Linked DNA regions of Homo sapiens: region 2 is linked to region 1. Evidence: chromatin contacts called from ENCODE Hi-C data. All regions are on one chromosome and are shown on one strand. The core of a region is the stretch at or near the end of the contact, and the rest is flanking DNA. Distances in the headings are between cores, read along the strand shown. Region 1 holds the start of SNX7 (sorting nexin 7). Region 2 overlaps PLPPR5 (phospholipid phosphatase related 5).

Region 1 (7,361 bases), core at 3,237-5,736:
ACGCTTGGCCTACCTTTCACTGTTAATATTACTGATGAGCCTGTAGAGAATAAGGATACTCTGTGGGGCCTGTGACAAGTTCTGAAAGAAAATCAAAAAGACTAATGTTTTAGAGCAAAATGTGCTCTCTCTGATAGATTTAAGAAACCAGCCATTGGCTTGTTACCAGGTTTTGGCGAAGATGAGTGCGTTAGTCTGTTTTGTATTGCTATGAAGGAATACCTGAGGCTGGGTAATTTATAAAGAAGAGAGATTAATTTAGCTCACAGTTCTGAAGCCTGTACAAGCATGGCATCAGCATTTTCTTGGCTTCTGCTGAGGCCTCAGGAAGCTTACACTCATGGCAGAAGGCAAAGGGGGCACAGACAGGCATGTCATAGGACAAGAGAGGGAGTGAGCGAGAGAGAGAGATTCAGAAAAAGAGTCAGAGTGAGAGAGAGAGAGATAGGTGCTATGCTCTTTTTTTTTAAACAATCATTTCTTGTGTGAACTAATAGAGCAAGAACTCACTCACTACCACAGGGAGGGCACCAAGCCATTCATGAGAGATCCTCCCCCATGACCCAAACATCTCCCATTAGGCCCCACCTCCAACATTTGGGATCACACTTCAACATAACTTTAGGAGGGGACAAATAGCCAAACAATATCAACTAGATACATAAGCATGTGACATCAGGTGACTATGTGATCCAAGCAGCTCCTCATGAAATGGGTGCTATAATGAAAAAAATCCTAAAATTGATCCAGCCTTACTTCAGCAAGCCATGCTCATGTGGAAATGTAATATTTGAAAGTGGTCCTATAAGCATACATTGCATGAGCATTTGGCTTTTACTCTCAGCAGGTCTACCCCTATGATCTCATAGGGAGTTTTATCTGAACAGTTAACTAAGGGGTAAAAACTCCAAAGTTGGTTTACAGATGGATCTTTATCATTTGCGGGAATCAGTTAGTAGTTATTGCAGTGCAAAAGGGCAGTGGACAAGGGAAATCCTCCTCTTGGTATACAACAGTGCCCACTATGCTTCAAAGGGCAGTTAGAATGAGGCTTCTATGCTCTTTCCAGGACAAAGGCTAGAGGTTTGACTTGATGAGACTTAGAAGAAACAAGGTAGGATCTCGGGGTCAAGAAGGTTTGAGAAAATGTATGTAGGTGACTTTCTTGGAATGGCCCCAGAATAAAAGCATATTTGTATGTAGCCCACAACAATGCTCTCCAAAAAAGCCTTTTCATTTGATGAATTTATGTCATCAGAAATAAGTTTGAAAATAATGCTTATTCTCCTGTGGATGTTAATCTTACTGCTTTTCTAGAAACTCCAGTGCTTGTTCTATGGCTTCACATACCATGTGGCCATGGTGGCAGGGATTTATGCTATGCATTGGCTCAAAAATAAGGATTTCCTCTCACTAAAGGATAATTGGCTGCTTCCATTGCTCAGCACTCAGCTTGCCACAGCAACTATGCAGGACCCTTACCCTGCCACACTGGAGGATGCCATGATTTGTCTTTAGTGGAAAAGTCAAATTGGCTTTGCTTTTTCTGCTCATCAGATTTCCCTCAACACGCTCGTCCATGAACTTATTGACTGGTCTATTCCTCAGTAGATTTTGCACATTATATTTTTTTCTAACTAGTTAAATCACTTTCTAGCAAAAGAAGTAAAGCCTTTGGGCAATGCCCATGGGGTAACTTGTCTCATCACAAAACCCATTACTAGAAACAGCAGACTTCATAGATGGTGGAATTGAATATTAAAGATCCAGTTATGGTCTGAAGAGATCCCATCTGGAAAGTATAAGGGAGAGAAAGCTTTTTGACAAGATGTATATTCATGAAACCATAAATTAATGTATGATATTATTTCTCTTAAACAGGACAGGAGTGGGTAGGGCTGCTCTTAATATTATACTTGCACTCCAAGTTTTGGACTATGCTGGTTTAAAGGCTTTAGTACCCAAGTAAGAATTCTTCCATTAAAAAACCTAGTGATAGGCTGGGCACGGTGGCTTAAGCCTGTAATCCCAGCACTTTGGGAGGCCGAGGCGGGTGGATCATGCAGTCAAGAGATCGAGACCATTCTGGCCAACATGGTGAAACCCTGTCTCTACTAAAAATACAAAAAATTAGCTGGGCGTGGTGGCGCACGCCTGTAGTCCCACCTACTCAGGAGGCTGAGGCAGGAGAATCGCTTGAACCCGGGAGGCGGAGGTTGCAGTGAGCAGAGATCACGCCACTGCACTCTAGCCTCGGCGAGGGAGTGAGACTCTGTCTCAAAAACAAACAAACAAACAAACAAAAAAACCCAGTGATAGTCCCACTTAATAGGAAGCTGAGACTACAGGAGGAATAGACATACTGCTTTGGAGTTGTACTAATAATGAGTAGGTTTGGGATTATCTCCCTTTGAGGGGCTGTGAACTGCATGCTCAGGTGCTCAAAGCATGGAGGTAGGGGGAGTATGTGAAGAAAGGTAATATTAATTGGACAGCCAAAGGGGCAAATTATAGTCACGTTTTCCCTACTCTTCTTCCTCATCCTACCCCTCTTCCTATTTTTCTTGTTTTTGGTTGACAAGCATCAATATGGCCTTTCTATGTTTAGAAAATTCTCTGCCTTAGGAATTTCCATGAAACTTGGCCAGATTGGCCAAGCACACATACTCTCCAGGGTTTTAATACTAGAAAAATCAACACAGAGAAACAGGGTGATGGAGACATTTTTGTGGCAGTAATAGCAGGGAAGTTCTCAGAGGTAGCTGTGGTACTGCTGCCAGGGAAAGCAACTGGAGTCCAGTAACATCAGTGTTAATGACAATATTGACACTGGTGAAGATGGTGTGGCAACCAGTATCAGGCAATGGTAGCAGCAATGTCTGTACCACTGGTTCTGTGGCCTTGCTTTTGGCTATAATCCAAGCTGTGCAGCCTTGCTTTATTCTGCCCATTTTCTGAGCCCATTCTCTATGGTTTCTAGCAATTCTGTGAGTTACAGCATTATTAAGAATTTCCTGGTTCAGATTGCAATTAGAAAACCTTGAATCTTCCTTACTAGTCAGAATAAGCTTATCAAGGAAAAAATAAAGTCTTTTAATAACTTATATTATTTACAGAAATTAGCAGAGAGCATTTTGAGAGTACATCTGATACTGTGGTTAATACATATCAGGATCCTCAACCTGAAAATGTTATCATTTACTAAGGAATGGAAAACTTGTACATGAAACAAATACAATCTGCAAGATGGAATAAAATTAAATGCTAAATTGAGAACAGACTGTCATTTAGAAAGTCTTTCTGAAAGAGATGGGACTATATTTAATTTCTGAAGGATGGGCAGGAGATGGCATTTAAAGTACAGAAATCATCAAGCACAGAAACAAATGTGGATACTCATGGGGCAGTGACCAACCTGACTGAAGGGTGGGTGCACGTCTGAAATCAATGGGAATACATTTGAATGATTAGGAGATAATATATTATTAAGGCCTTGCCTCTAATCAGAAATAAAGATATTCTCTATTTCCCCAAATAAGGAATTCTTACATAGAGCTTAATGTATTTAAAAATTTTTAAATGGGCCTACAGAAAAGAGGTGGGGCTGACGGAAGTAAATAAAACCTGAAGATAAATTAAAGAATATATCAACGTGGGCAAAATTTTCCATTAGTTTTGGAACTTAGTTTTGTTTTTGAATAATAAGCAGTTAAATAATTAAAGCTTTGCCTTGGCAATGCAAGGACTGAAGATTATTTCTCGGTGGCAATTTTCCAGACTTGCTAGTTGTCCTTGGGTCTTGGTAACATTCTGCTCATTAACTTCAGGAAGACGTCCAGGAGTAAAGATGCATTTGAAAGTGGCTGAAAATAGTTTGTAAAGCTCAGCTTTCCTGGCTCGACAGTGAAATGACCGCACAGGCCAGTCACTGGGTCAAAAATCAATTAACAAAACGGGAAGTTTTCATGTCTTTATTTTTACATTAGCTCGAAAATCACAACCAAGAAGAAAGGCAACCACTGAATACAGGAAATACAGTATTGTTATTGCTGTTTTTTTTTTTTCTCTTGGCAAGGCTGGGTCGGGTGCCTTCCAGCCTCGCTGTGGATCCCGCGAAGTGGACGGTTCGCTTCGTGGCTTCTTCCCAGACCCCGCCACTGCGGAAACCGTCACTCGGTGGCCCCCGACTGGGTCAATGCGAGGACGCCCACCTCCTACCTTTGAGTCTCTCCTCTTCTCCAGGGTACAGCCAACCCTTTCTCCAACGTAGCCGGAGTCCGAGAGTCCCAGTTCCGCCCCTCCAGCCCGCCCCAGGCCAGGTGGGGATGCGCCCGGCCCGGGCCAGCGCTGGTCCCGGCAGTTCCGCGTCTGCGCAGCGGGCGAGGGGCTGGAGCGGGGCCGGCCGGGGAGGTGCAGGAGACGTGGGAGCCAATGGGCACGCTCGGGGGAGCCGGGCTGGCGGCGGCGGTGGCGGCCGGCTGGGCGCGCACTCTCGGGATGGAGGGCGAGCGCCGGGCATCGCAGGCGCCCTCCTCGGGCCTCCCGGCCGGGGGCGCCAACGGGGAGAGCCCGGGGGGCGGCGCCCCCTTTCCGGGCAGCAGTGGCTCTTCCGCCCTGCTGCAGGCGGAGGTGCTGGATCTGGACGAGGACGAGGACGACCTGGAGGTGTTCAGCAAGGTGAGGGCGGCGGCGGCGAGTCCCGGGAAACTTCCAAGGCAACTCCGGGCGTTGCCAGCATTGCGCCGACGGCTGCCTCTGGCGCGCTTGCCCTCCCGGGGCGGTGGCTCTGAGCTGGGGACGAGTGAGGTCCCCCGGGCTGCTGGACCCCGCCTGCCAGCTCTGGCCGCACCCGGGGCCGCGTCGCCTCGGGGCCTCAAACCGCAGCCGCTCCCTCCTCCGCACTTTGACCTTCCGTTCGGCGGGGCTGTGGCTTAGTGGAGTCTGCAAAGTTGTGATTTGTTTTCCCTTTCTGCTTCTCTGACACAGACATCTTCCTCGCGGCAGCTCCCGAACCTGGGAGGCTGGTGGCTCAAAACCGCTCCCGCCAGCTGCTTTTCGGGCGAGGCCAGCCCTGAACTCTGGGAGAGCAGCCAAGTTTAGAGAAATTATTCTTAATTTAGTGTTGTTGCTTGTGGATTTGAGACTTGGGTGAGTCTCGGGTCTTGTGGGAATAGGTTCTAGGAAATCTCCCTGAACAGGAGAAAACGGTTGTTTCTAACAGGAAGCTCCTCCGCTGAGGAGCTAAGGATTTTTCAGATGGTCAGCTACTGCCACCCAACCCACAGCCAGTGCTTTCGTTTTTCCTTGCCCCCGGGAAATTTAGGACCAAAGGCTCTTATTTGCTTATTTTACTGTTGGAGGGAAATTGACTTGTGGGGGCTAGTGGTAGACTTTTGGTACGTGTAGACTGGTGTTTGTAATTTCTTAAAGGGTTTTAGAAAAGAAAAATACCTTTCTTGCAGGGAGGTTGAATGTCACTCCAGTTTCTCAAGTTGCTGCTGAGAGAAGACCTGAGTTCAGATCACAACGCTGTATTCATTACTAAGAAGCCTGTTCATTTTAACGTTACCTGGAGATATTAGGTAAAGCAAACGACCTACTTAACCACCGCATTTACTCTGGGAGAGCAAACCAAAGTTAGGAAGTGACCATGCATACTCTGACTCCAAAGAGGAGTATATAAAACTTATTTCTACTTCGGTTTAAATGGAATGATAGGCCCAGGTTTGTATTCCGAATATTTAAACAGACTATCACAGTTTTGTGCTCTTGACTTTTCTGTTAAGTAGTAAAACAATGGAATTATTTTATGTTTAGTTGTAAACTCTGCCTTTTTATATTCCACACATACTTCATGTTCAGATCAACGACAGTTGGCCAGTTGGTTATTTACTTTCTTTCCTTCTTTACATTGCTGTTTGGATAAGGAATATTAGTCTATGGTTATGCATTGTGAAACTTTGGGATGGGATGTTGGAAATAGCAATGGTGTATCAGAATCATCAGGGTTTCTTTCTGGTTTTTTTTTTTTTTTTTTTTTTTTTTTTTTTTTTTTTTTGTCGGGGCTGGACCCATCTGGCCTCAAGGGATTCTACCACCTCCAGCACCCAAAGGGTTTGGGATTACAGGCTTGAGCCACAGTGACTCGGATTGTTTTAAACTTGTCAAGTGGTTTCTCTTTCCCCAGATTCTAGGTGTTCTAGCTGACTCTTAAGAATCAATGTTTAAATGAGGTCCTCTTGTCAGAGGCAGATCCAAGGTGAAGCTAATGAAATTGAAGCTTCAGCGCTATTCGTTTGCTTAGACCTCTGGGCGTGTTGGGGGTTGCTGGAGTCGCAGATGTTCTAGGTGGGAAGGAAATGACAGGTCCCGACCAGAAGCATTTCTAAATAAGCATTTCTGGTGAATTGCCTAAAGCTCTCTCAGACTAAGGAATCTAGATCTCCATGGCTCCAATCATTTATTGAGATTTCTTTTCTCATTCTGAATAATGTGTTTTTCCACCTAATTTTGTATTCTTTTAAAAGGGGACCTTCCAAACTCTAAAAGCCCGTACACCTGGGTCCACCCTGCTTGTTAGTGTTAACTGCGCGTGTTGGATGCTTAGAAAAAGTTAAGAACAACTTCTGTAGAAACTGCCCACATAGATTAAGGCAAAGATATAATATTAGTGAAAATCCAACAAGAGTAGTTGGAAAAGTTTAAAATTAGCCACTTTCATCCATTTCAGTAAGTTGAATTTCTCAACCGTTATCTGTAGTTAAGCAAATTTAAGAAAGCCTGCTCCACGTGGCCTTCCCTTTCCACTACCTTCCTTGCCTGCTCCTCTATAAAACAAACACCACTGCTGTTCAGCCTATCCTAGGATGGAATCTCACAATTACTTATGAAGCAAACTGTCCTTCCCTTTTAGTAATTTGAGATTGGCAAACTACATATTTAATTTACATTCACCTTTATAGTCCCCTTATTCTCTTAGATTATTTGTGAATATGTGTCTGGTATACTCTTCCAGAAGCTTTTTAAAGAGTATGAATTTCCCCAGCACTTTGGGAGGCTGAGGCTAGCGGATCACTTGAAGTCAGGAGTTCACAACCAGCCTGGCCAACATAGTGAAACCCCATCTTTACTAAAAATATAAAAATTAGCCGGGTGTGGTGGTGGGAGCCTTTAATCCTAGCTAACCGGGAAGCTGAGGCAGGAGAATCTCTTGAACCCGGGATGCAGAGGTTGCAGTGGGCTGAGAGATCACGCCACTGCATTCCCACCTGAGTGACGGAGTGAGACTCTGTCTCAAAAGAAAAACAAAACAACTTCTTATTATTTTTTTTCCACAACGTATTACAAGTACATGGCAAATA
Region 2 (6,722 bases), core at 3,680-6,179, 240 kb after region 1:
AGTATGTGTTCGAAGGTTCTACTTTGTCACATTGTTTTCCTTCTGGTAGGTTGTGAAGTTGGTATTTTAGTAAAGAGAAACAATGTTAGAACTATTTAAGAAGAAATTAGTTAAACTCAGATTTGAAGCTGTAAAACTGATTCTAAAATGTATGTTGAGCAATTTCTTGTTGTTTTAAGAAGTTGGAGACATAAAAGCTATCATGTGACAGAACCAAAGTTTTCTTGGGAAAGGTGACTTTTTTGGGGGACTATTAACCTTTCTGTACAGTGGTTCTGTTTCAGTTCAGAGTTTTATATTGGTTCAGAGTTTTGTTTCCATTCAGAAGTTTCCCTTTTTTTTACTATTCAGAGAAAGGAGCTAACAGCTACCTTCTAAAAGAATCTCTAGGCAGCTTTCTCTGATAATTAAACCAGAGGCAGGCCCAGTTTTTACGAGAGCATTAGCTACAGATCTTATGAAGTCTTTCCAAGTCCTGAGAAGCCAAAGAAGCTTAAGGCTTTTCACACCAGATCTTTAGAGGCACTGATTCTCTACTGTGGCTTCATGCTGGAATCACCCAGGATCTTTAAGAAAATACTGATGCAACCCCAGAGACCAGGATTTAATTGGTATGAGGCATGGCCTGGTTACTGGAATTTTTGAAGGCTCTCTGGATGATTGTAATGTAGAGCCAATATTGAGAACCACTGTGTCAGAGGTTCTGCAGGCCCAGCTGTATCCAGATCAAGTGCTGACTCCACATCCGGATCACCTGATATGACTGATGTAGTACAAGTCCTGGGGCCCAAGCCCAGGCCTTCTGGATCAGAATGTCTTGGTGTGAAACCCAGATATCTTCTCTTTTTGCAAGTGCCACAAGCAATGGATTGTCTTTTATGCCAGTCTGAGTACCACTGCCTAAAGGTGAAGAAAGTGATTAATGAAGTAAGCATTATCAGGGATGTAAAATCAATTCCTTCTTTAAGATGCTGTCCTTTCACTGGCAAAAGAGTATTGCTTAAAAAATCAGTTAACTGGAATAATTCCAAAAAATAAATCTTTGAATTCAAGCCTTTTGACATTAACTGCACATTATATGTCATGCTTAGAGTTACACAATGCATAAAAGTGTTAAGAAGACCTTCAGAAAATACCTGTTTATTTCACTTGTTTTTTTTTTTTTTTTTTGAGACGGAATCTTGCTCTGTCGCCCAGGCTGTAGTGCGGTAGTGAGATTTCAGATCACTGTAACCTCCGCCTCCCGGGTTCAAGCAATTCTCCTGCCTCAGCCTCCTGAGTAACTGGCGTTACAGGTACACACCACCACACCCAGCTAATTGTTTGTTTCACTTTAACTCAATGTTTCCCAAACGTATTGACATGAAATTTCATGGAAGTCTATGAATACTAATGTGTTTATGGTATTTGGTGGATATGGGTATCCATGCACTTTGTCTTCTAAGTTTGTTAACCTCCTCAACTATAATAACCTTCCTCTCTACCACACTTTTATCCCTTATTCATAGCTATATTCTCAACCAGTAATCATGTTTGAAATGTAAAATCCCAACTTAACTCCTGTCTTACCTCCCTCACACAACAAGGTTTCTTTGGCCATGAGGAAATTTCCTGACTACTAATTTATCCATCTGTTCCAGTCTATCATGCTCCTTATGAATTCCGCTTCTTTTTCACTCCTTCTGGACCCTACAGTTGATCATAAGATCAATCTTTAACAGCATCCTCAAGTTTCTTGCCCTCGTGCCCTTATCTTGCCTGCTAAACAAAACCGTTGCGTGAGCTGGATTCTCCAGCTGGACCATTCTTCTCTCTTGTCCTCACTTGGCTCATGGTCCTGAAGATCTCCCCTAAGATGACGTTTCAAGCATTGCTAAGTTCAGACAGGTCTCCCTTTATGTGTTCCTCCAGTATAGCCATCATCATCTTCTGTATATGGTTACAAAATTCTCTCTCTCCCCACGAGACATATCATAGTGCTCTGTATTTAATATTTGTTACATTTCATATATTACGAATCTGATTATAAATAAAATTTCACTATCATAACAGCTGATGATAAGGTAACTCAACAGTAAATTGTATCCATGCCTTGTTTTATATACTAATACTTTAACCTATAAAATTGGCTTCTTCTTAGTTATTTCATTTTCCTTTAACTTTTTAAAATGCTTTAGATTTACTAAATAAGCAACCTAACACTACTTGACAGAGAAGAATCGGAGGATGTGGATAATGGACCAAGTGCATGATAAATTCTTGTAGAACCAGGAGTTGATTAAAACTCCTCATTTAAAAACTTGCTTATTTTCACAAAGAGGCACCACTGATAAAAATCTGAATGAGCTACATCAAGATTCATTTCAGAACCATTCAAAATCATAAGGGCCATTAGAAATGACACAGATAACTTGAAAAATGTTTTATAAAGGTAAATATATGTTTACCATACAACCTGGCAATCTCACTGCTAGGTATTTATCTAAAAGAAATAAAATATGTGTACTCCCAAAAAACTGTATATGAATGTTTGTATCAGCTTTATTCATAATTGCCAAAAAATGGAAATAACCCAACCTTCAATTGGCAAATGGATAAACAAACTGTGGTGCATCCATACAACAGGATACTACTCAGCAATTAAATGGGAAAAACACAGACTACAGATGCATGTAACAAATAAGTCAGACTCAAAAACTCAAAATGCATGAGTCCACTTATATAATATCCTGAGAATGGCAAAACGCGAGGAACCAAGACAAATCAGTGGTTTCTCGAAGTTGGAGATTGAAGGAGGGATGACTACAAAGGGGAAGGCTGAAACATTTGGGACTCACAGAAACATTCTCTGACTTGATTATGGTGATAATTTCATGAAAGTATGCATTCATCAAAACTCATAAAGCTATACGCCAAGGAAGGATGTATCAGGATGCAAATTATGCTTTAATAAATCCAAATTAAAAAAAATTAGGCCCACCAGACATAACATGAAGTCTAAAGGCCAAGACATGTCTAAAATTTGGTGTGTCAGTTATTGAATTATTGTTTTATCATCTGGTTGTTTCAGTACGAAAGAAAAATACAAAATAAGTTTATTGAAAAATATTCAAAAATATAAATTGAAATGAGAACTTTATTTATTTTTTGCCTATAAGATTGTAAAAGTTATGAAGAACAATGTTCTCCATTGTTGCAGAGAACATACAGATATGAATTCAACCAAAAGCCTTAAAAGTGTTCATGCTCTGTTTCTGCACTTCTATGTCTATGAATTTATCTTAAATTATTAATTGAGCTTACAAAAATATATATTTAAGGAACATTTACCTTAGTATTACTTATAATTGTGGAAAATTGGAAGTGGAAGCAATAATCTATGTCTAACAAATATAATGGTTAGAGAATTTATATGGATTATAACTTTTAATAATATAATCTTATAATATCATGCAGCACAGTGATTATGATTTGGAGCTCTAAAGTGACAAATATGGAACATATTTCTTTGAAAATGGAAATTAAGGATTCATATTCTTGTTTCAGAACACAGACCAGTTGTATGACCTTGGATGTATTACTTAACCTATGTCCCTTTCTCCTTAAAATGGAAATAAGACACACTCAAATGACTTCACATATTTTATATGTGAAGTTCTCTGCATAATTCCAAGCACATATTAAGCTATAATTGAAGATTAGCTTTTAATAGTATGCCTGATATGACTGTTATATTTATGGATCTGAAATCATATCTATGATGCATTGTTATGTGAATAAAGGCAATAAAATATACAGGGAAATTCTGTGTTCAACACAAACTCATACACACGTTCATTGGGTCTTGAAGGTTATTTTAAGAATGTTTCCTGTGATTATTGTGATGACCCCATAGATACTTCCTATTCGTTTTTTGTTTTGCTTATTCAGATTTTCAGATCATAAATATATGCAAATTATTTACTGATTTCTTCTTTAATCAAAACTATGAAAAATAAACTGCTTGTTTCATAAAACTGTGAATTGAGTCATTGCTTATTTACCTAGTTTTAGTCAAATAAAATTTAATATTTTTTCAACAAAATGTTTTCACAGAACTGCGATCCTCTGATTGATTTTGAAGGCCCTCCATAGTGTCTCCAGGATGGTCTCCAATAAGGAAATAGACCTGAAAAAAGAGGGAGATGAACGGCTGGGATCAGGTTCCCATCCATGTGTAACTAATTATGTGTGCACTGGAAATGATTTTTAAATCTATCATTGATTATTCTCTCCTTAACTAATGACTGAATGAATCATATAATTTAAAGATACAGTCATCAATTCTATATTTATTCACATAAATCAGATGAGAAAGCTTCTAGTCTATATTCCAAAGTAATTTAATGAAAGATGCTTTTATAAAAGGCCTGTTAGATAACTGAAGGGAAAAGCTGTCTTTTATTTTTCATGTAGTATGTAATAATTCATAAATAGTGTGGAAAAATTGATTCTGAGTATACTGGAGTACAAATAGGAAAATGACATATGGCAAAATAATAACAGAATGTGCCAGTATTTTCAACCTAAAATGTTGATGCCTGTTGGAAATTTTTAAGCTTCCACTTTCAATTTCCTTTTTTTAAACAAAATTAAATTTTACAAATGAGAACACAGTATAGCATGTAAATATTGACTTACTTCAAATATTTTTAATAAATGCTCAAAGCCTAGATTAAGAAAAATGCCTAAATATGAACATATTTAGTTCCACTAACTATTCCAATATCTAATCACTAATAAGATTGTTTTGACAAGGTCCTATATAACATTTATATTACAGTTCAGCAGCTCTGTAAAACAAAGATTTGCATTATAGAAAATCAACTGAATCTTAAATAGATTGCCAGAGTTACTCACGCACAGCATTCTGAAACCTCAAAGGAATTTATCACAGGGAACACAGTAATGTATAATCATATTTGTCTTGGCAAGAAACCACAGGATTGTTTTGCTATTGCTATGACACTAATATATGCAACATTTTATACTACAGTATTTCCTGCATTTGTGCGATGTATGAAATAGACAATATCTGTATAAACTTTTAAATCCATGAAGTCTTTGTATGGGAGTATCCTAGTGTGAAATTAAAAAAAAAAATCCCATTAAAGAAATGATTGTTGCGGGAGGGAACTAACTTGTGTGAAGCACCTACTATGTGCCGAGAAGTTTATCTGTGATGTGTTAATTCCAACAATTATCCTACAGGGAAACCATCATTGTATCAATTCTTCAGATAAGGAGAGAAGTGATTTGTCTAACTCCACTTCATTATTATGCAGCTGAACCAGGCTTCAAACCTAGCTGCAAAATCCAAGCTCTCTGTCCACCCATCACTCTGACTACATTCCAGTTCACATTTCACCATGACCACTGTAATCTTATAAAATCTACAAAAGAGTCAATCAATGTAAAGTTCAATTCCTTGGGTCACCATGAGCTCTTTCAGAACATTCCTATCCATATAATTTTTTTGGCAGTTGCCATGGGAATTAAACATGGTAATTTTCATCTGTAATAGTACATCCTCATTATAATATTTCTAGATTTTGGAGCTATCGTCACTTCTTATCACTTTCACTCAGCTGATGTTTCTGTTAAAAGGGGTGTGCTTTTACATGATGAGCTTCATTGGGTAGTATAGGTTGGTGAAAAGCCCCTTATCCTAAGTATAAAACTGAATCTTGTAAACTATTCCTATCATTACTTTCCCTTTTTTTTTTTTTTTTTTTGGCAAGAGAGAATTCCCTTTGGTTCAATTGATTAGGAGCACATCAACCTAAGAAAAAATAATGCCTGGGTTTAGATGGAAAAAATCATTTCCTCAAAAAGCATTTTCAAATTAGCCAGGAGTGGTTATTGTGGCCTGCTGTACCTGCCTTAATAAAACTATATGGATATTAATTTCCCTTAGATCTACTGGAAATATCCCATTTTCTATCAAATCCTATTCATCCTTATATTTATTTTTAAATATTTTTGTTCTTTTACCAGATAAAGCCTTTTTCTCTATATTTTCTATATGGCATCAGTTAAAATGGATAATTCATATATTATCTCCATGTGCTGACCTATGCCAGTCTCATAGACCCAGCACTGGCCCTTGGAGTGAGAATAAGCACAGGCAGGAGAGAGAGAAGGACGACAGAGCTCAGTGCTTTGCTGTTGGGGTGACTGCAGTCTGACCTATGAGGATCATCTGGAAGGACTGCCAATGCACACCTTATCTGTTAATTACAAAGGAGAGGTATCCGTGAAGAAAGAACAGGGAAAGGCCATAGATGAAGGATCAGCATATACTATGGGTAGGGGAGAGGGATGGTTTTCTTAGTGACACTCTGGCTGGGAGCCCTTTTCTACTGTAAATCATGAGGTGAGATAAGTCCTCTAAATCAGCACCTAACAGCAGACTTTGCCAAATGACATCTCATCAGTCAAAATGGCATAACATGCTGGGCTTTACTAAGATTTAGTAAGCATCATCTGCAGCATTCAACTGGATTCTTACGATAGCCTTTCCGATTCTTTTGTTCTTCCATGCTGCTCTCTTATTCTCCTCTCTGAACAAGCCATTTAGGAATTAAACTACTCACTTTCTTAAAGTCCCTTTATGGAAGGACTTTAAGGAAGTCCTTTTTGGAAGGTACTCAATTGCTTACAGGATAAGAATCAACTTCTTA

What was found. A loop is a pair of places that touch in the nucleus more often than their neighbours do.
Region 2: a loop to region 1 is called in a map of endothelial cell of umbilical vein, with 2.0 times the contacts of the local background. The contact joins the enhancer-like site here to the promoter of SNX7 in region 1. A Hi-C loop is called at or near these places in 2 of 168 maps with a recorded cell type or tissue (breast epithelium and endothelial cell of umbilical vein).

Annotation. Positions count from the first base shown.
Region 1 is chr1:98,657,235-98,664,595 of GRCh38, forward strand. SNX7 (sorting nexin 7) reads left to right here and starts at 4,487. Exons shown (of 9, transcript NM_015976.5): 1 at 4,487-4,677. The coding sequence starts at 4,498. It overlaps SNX7-DT (SNX7 divergent transcript), which reads right to left and starts at 3,538. Exons shown (of 1, transcript NR_189290.1): 1 at 3,073-3,538. RefSeq lists silencers at 4,289-4,428, 4,449-4,568, 4,799-4,868.
Region 2 is chr1:98,898,507-98,905,228 of GRCh38, forward strand. All of the region lies in intron 5 of PLPPR5 (phospholipid phosphatase related 5), which reads right to left. Among named protein-coding and RNA genes, the nearest start is that of PLPPR5-AS1, 100 kb to the right of the region's middle. Within about 2 kb of position 4,930, at least 2 of the 41 ENCODE cell types and tissues checked have a DNase peak (open chromatin) inside an H3K27ac peak, as active enhancers do; they include endothelial cell of umbilical vein, where a contact is called at or near this core.